Linked DNA regions of Homo sapiens: region 1 is linked to region 2. A link is an interaction called in ENCODE POLR2A ChIA-PET data of the cell type or tissue named here. Cell type or tissue: PC-3. All regions are shown on one strand.

Region 1 (2,500 bases), 240 kb before region 2:
AGTGCTCCTCTCCCCCTGTATCTATCCACAGTCACAGAATCACAATAGATGCTAGGAAGCCTTTTGAAACAAGAGTTAATGCTGTACACAATGGCTTTTGAGAGCTGCATAGCAGCCCCAAGAGGCCCTGATAAAAGAGAGATTGAAGGAGGAGCAATGGGAATGTCTGAAAGAGAATCCTCCAGGAAGAAAGACGAAATCGCAGCGGGAACTAAACTCTTCAACAACCCAAGTAGTAGAGGATAATATTAATAGACACTTCTAGGATAGCTTAGGCAGGGGCTTGTTCCACTTCAGGCATCCTAGAGTACCTGTGCATTGTGGCAGGCAGGGGCTCTGTGCAGTGAGAGATGGTCTCACTAAACCCTGAAGTGATTGTGAGCTCAGCTAACTTTGCGATGGCATTTCCCCTTCTTACTCCCTAGTGAGGGGAGCACAGAAGAGTGCTCTCCTTCTTACCTCACTGGATTCCTGAGGCTGCACACCGACCATGCAGCTCCAAAAGCATCAACACAACAGCTCTGGCAACAGAAGCAAATGCCAGCTTAGACCCCATGGCTCTGTTGGGCTTGGATGGAACAAAGTGTCCAAGTGGACTTCCATGGCAATTAGTAAGGGCAAAGCTCGTTTTTGGACTTGTGTTACCACCTATGTTTACTCCAAGAAGTGCTTGAGGAGGGTTCTCTGCAAAAGACTAAACTTCCCACAGCTAGACAGGTGGAAGTTGGAAGCCACCTGTATTCTGGCATTTCTGTGCATTTATACTCACCAGGCAATAAAACCAGAGACACAAGAATGGAGTAACAAAAGTCCTAAGAAAACTGCCTGATAGATTCCATGTTATTTTTAGTGACTCCACCTGGAATCAACAAAGGGGCAAGAATGTATTCAGAAATGCTCAAATGTGTAAAAAGCCCTTTTAAACTTACTGATGCCTAATTTATACTCCAAAGGCCAATTGTTGCTTAGGTTTTGGCCTCATGCTTAGCATTGTGTGTGAGTTTACATTTTGTAAACAAGCTGCAACTTATCATAGCATTTTTTTGTTACTGAAAAGTTTAGTGCCAAATGGCTTGGCATTATTTTATTCATTAAGCTTCCTTTTTCCATTTGAAGTCTGAGTATATGCAGGGATAGAGTTACTATTGTTGCCATAATCTTTTATTCAAATAATCAGATAAATATTTCAAATGATACAGAGTGATAAAAGAAGCACTTCATTACCTTCACGCTGAAGATTCTCACAGTGATAAAAGGAAGAGGAAAAAATTGTGAAACGTGCTGCTGTTGAAAATCTAACACAACTCAAATGATTGGGCAGCTCTATAGCAAAGAGCCATTCTCGCCCCTTATTATAGAAATGGTCATTAATGTTTAATACCTGCTGGAAGAGAGAGTGGCTTTGTGAGCTGTGGGCTGGGAGATTGGTACTGTCTTCTTTCCTGATATTTACGAAGCTTCGGGGCTGAAGTGACATTTCCATTCCACTTGCTGCCGTTCTCTCTACAGCTGATTCCTTCAAGGCAGAGGAACAGGTTGCTTTTCCCATCTGCACCAAACCTCTGATCTCCAGGCTTGGCAAATTAGTTTTCAGACAAATAAAAAATATTTTGACAGTAAATCCTTGTTTATAATATCTCCCTGGGGAGGGAGTAATCAGTGTAGAATATCAGGCAGGCCATCAGTTTAACCACAATTTGAGTATTCAATCTGGTCGAACATAATTTCCTGCTTTGTTGTTGAATATTTTCTATTTTTCTGTCTTTTGTTATTTTCTTCAAAATCCCACTGCCCAAATAATAATAATATTGTAGAGGGTTAATTGTCATAAGGTAATCATAACCATTGGAAAAAATATGGTTTTGGCTTGTTCTCACCTATATAAGAAAATGAGTTTGAATTTATAAACTAACAGTGTTATTCTTTGCAGTACTATAAAAACATGCAATCTCTATATATTTGGATGACTGTATCTTTGTGATTGTTATATAAATATGTATACAATATTGCACAAATACAAAAATTAGACCTCTTCATTTCTATTAAAAAAATGAATTACTAGCATATGACTAAAGAATTATTTAGAATCATCCTAAACCAACTGAAGTATTCATATAATTTTTAAAAGAGGGCTTGTAGTAATGTTGACTTAGCTCTGACTATAATTAAACAAGCTAAACCAATAAACTGTTCCCAATGCACTAGAAGCTTTTTTACATTTTGGAGACTTTTGCTTTCAGAATTCTGGAGGGCAGATAATGGCTGCTATAAAAGATACTACTTGCACAGAGATTCACAGCAGACAGGAGTTTATGTACCAGTGAGCAAAAAAATAGGCAATAAAAAAGGGGAAAAGATGCCAATAAATCAATCAATGAAATAAATGGCATTACTGAGAAGAGGAAGTATAGTATTCTCCTCATGCCCCCACCCGAGCCCCAATCACACTTTTCCCTTAAAGCAATACTGAAGGCATGAACTGCAGATTTCTTTAAAAAAA
Region 2 (2,500 bases):
CCCATTCCAAAATAGGATTAGAGACAGCCTCCACGGGCACACAAGAGAACTACAGCCAAGAGAATCTTGGCCCTGACTTCAGCATTCAGCACCGTGGGGACCTAGCCTTGGAAGCCTGACAGAGAATCTATACCAAGAGTCTTGTCTGATGAGGCCCTCAAGGATGCGGGAGGAAGGAGTGCCAGGTTGGCTCAGCTGTTTGGATCCCTTCGCACTATCCTCTTCTTCATTTATCAGGTTAATCACAGCTGCCTAAATCCTACTAAAATTGGGAAATTAAAGCACAGTAGCACTGTTCCATTATCCCATTAGGGATACATCCTATTCGGATTTCCATTCCAGTAGGCAGATAGAGGTGCTCATTCATCACCCTCAAAGGGTGCTCATTAATGCCTGGCCATCTCAATTGTTCTCCTTACCTTGAGAACAGATGTAAAGCTGCTACTCCCAACTATCACCATGATTGAATTCCCTCCAGCTTTGGGCGATTCTGTAGGTTTCCTCCTTCCAAAGCGAGGAAAGAGGTTTTCTTGATTCTCCTTTCTGAACACTTTCTATTCACTTAGGCACAAATCTCTCAGCCTTCCTACACATGGTGGTCTCAGCACGGCTGCTTTCTGCCTAGGTGAATATTTGACATTCATTTTGGCTGCTTCTATGTTTGGTGCATTCTTATCTAAAGAACTTGCTATCAAAGCTGAAAATAAATGATAGGTACTTGCTCTCCTAGCATTATTTATAGCCAGAATCAAATTTGTAACCAAGGTTTCAACAAAAAAAGACCCATCCACACTGGACTTAGGAAAAAATGGGGAGTGTTTCTCTGTCTCTCTCTCTCTCTCTCTCTCTCCCTCTCTATCATGAAGTGGCAGCAGAGGGCAGTGGCTACAAGGTTGAGTACTTGACACAAGAATTGGGGGTGGCGCGGGTGGGGAGTGTTTGTCAGCTTTGGCTGGGCTAAATGATTCTCTGGTGCAGAGTGGTACAAATGTTTGCATCTATGTCTTGGTGGCAGCTAAAAACCAGTTCTGACTCAGGGTTTGAGATGTTGATTACCTCTGGCTTGGCACTGCAGCCCTCCCGAAAATTCTGTAAGTTACTCTATATCCTTTGACAAACTCTTTTTCTGTTTAGTTACCCAGAGTCGAAGTCTATTGTTTCTAACTTAGAGCCCTGACTAACCCAGTAAATTTCCTGCAGAACTGATGCTTTTCCCCAAATTCTCCTCTCATAATAGTGATGGCTTTGGACCCCCCGTGTAAAGGTGAGTGTAAAGCTTTATTCTGGATACAACTTTCAGACACCCAGATGGGCACATTGAGATGGTTCCAGTGAAGCCCAAGCTCACCCAGCTAGTGAGTAGAAGAGTGGAGACTTGGACGCAGGTTTTCTGACTCAAGTCATATACATTTTTTTAGAGACAGGGTCTCACTCTGTTGCTCAGGCTGGAATGCAGTGGTGTAATCATAGCTCGCTGTAGCGTCAAAGTCCTGGACTCAAGTGATCCTCCCACCTCAGCCTCCCAAGTAGCTGAGACTGTAGGTGTGTGACACCACACCGGCTAATTTTTTTTTTTTTTTTGTAGAGAAGGGGTCTTACTATGTTGCTCAGGTTGATCTCGAACTCCTGGCTTCAAGTGATCTCCCCTGCCTCGGCCTCCCAAAGTACTAGGATTACAAGTGAGAGCTATTCTGTTTTTCTCAGCAAAAAGAAACAAATCCCTCTTGAGTTGTCAAGCCAACTTAAGTAAGTGCTGTACTTTACATTCACTTGTAACAACTTTAATATTATACTAAAAGTAGGAGCTACACATCATTGCTCAAGGAAAACCTTACATGTTGTTTCTCATTGTCACACAGTGTAGATCATCTATAATACCACAGTTTTGCAGGCCACCCAAGGCAAAGCTGGTGCTACAACTCCAAAACCTTTTCTCACGCGTAGCTAATTGGCTGCTTCTGTGTAGTGTGCATCTGCGTGTCTGCTCCCACCCATGGCGTTATATTCTTATTAAGAATCAGTTGTGTTTGTTCTGAAACCTAGTTAGGACCATTGTACTTGTTATTGCAAATTCATAATTGAATAAAATATGGGGAAAGCCAATGAAATACTAATATTTTTTTAATTTATTGTTTTGAAAAGATTCAATAGAGGTAAGTAAGTAAAACTTATGAGGAATTAGGAAGTTTACAACCGTCCAACTGTAAAGTCATAAAAGTAAAGAAAGATTCTGTCCTCAGAATGCTTTTCAATGGACTTTCAATTCTCAATTCACATTCTTGTTCTGATTCTTAAAGTTCTCCATTTAAAGACACTGACACTGGCAATTATGGAAGATGCGTTATGTACATAGTTTATGCAACAAAGAAATAAAGGTATTCCAATCAGCACAACAATACTTAGAGAACGCCCTGAACCTACCACATCGTATTGAAGAGTGAATATGCATATGCATGCTTTAAAGTACACGTAAATGTAATGCGTAAATTATTATGCATCC

Evidence for each region. Peaks named below come from ENCODE experiments on the same cell type or tissue, not always from the same donor. Only the 100,000 strongest peaks of a DNase experiment are listed, where the experiment ranks them.
Region 1: POLR2A ChIA-PET joins it to region 2 with 7 read pairs; 2 of 35 experiments call an interaction of 5 or more read pairs at or near these places.

What each region holds. Positions count from the first base shown.
Region 1 is chr2:150,931,561-150,934,060 of GRCh38, forward strand. No RefSeq gene overlaps it. Among named protein-coding and RNA genes, the nearest start is that of LINC02612, 300 kb to the left of the region's middle. In PC-3, no CTCF peak of the experiment used is centred here; no DNase peak of the experiment used is centred here; H3K27ac peaks cover 261 bases.
Region 2 is chr2:151,175,978-151,178,477 of GRCh38, forward strand. No RefSeq gene overlaps it. Among named protein-coding and RNA genes, the nearest start is that of RBM43, 85 kb to the right of the region's middle. In PC-3, no CTCF peak of the experiment used is centred here; no DNase peak of the experiment used is centred here.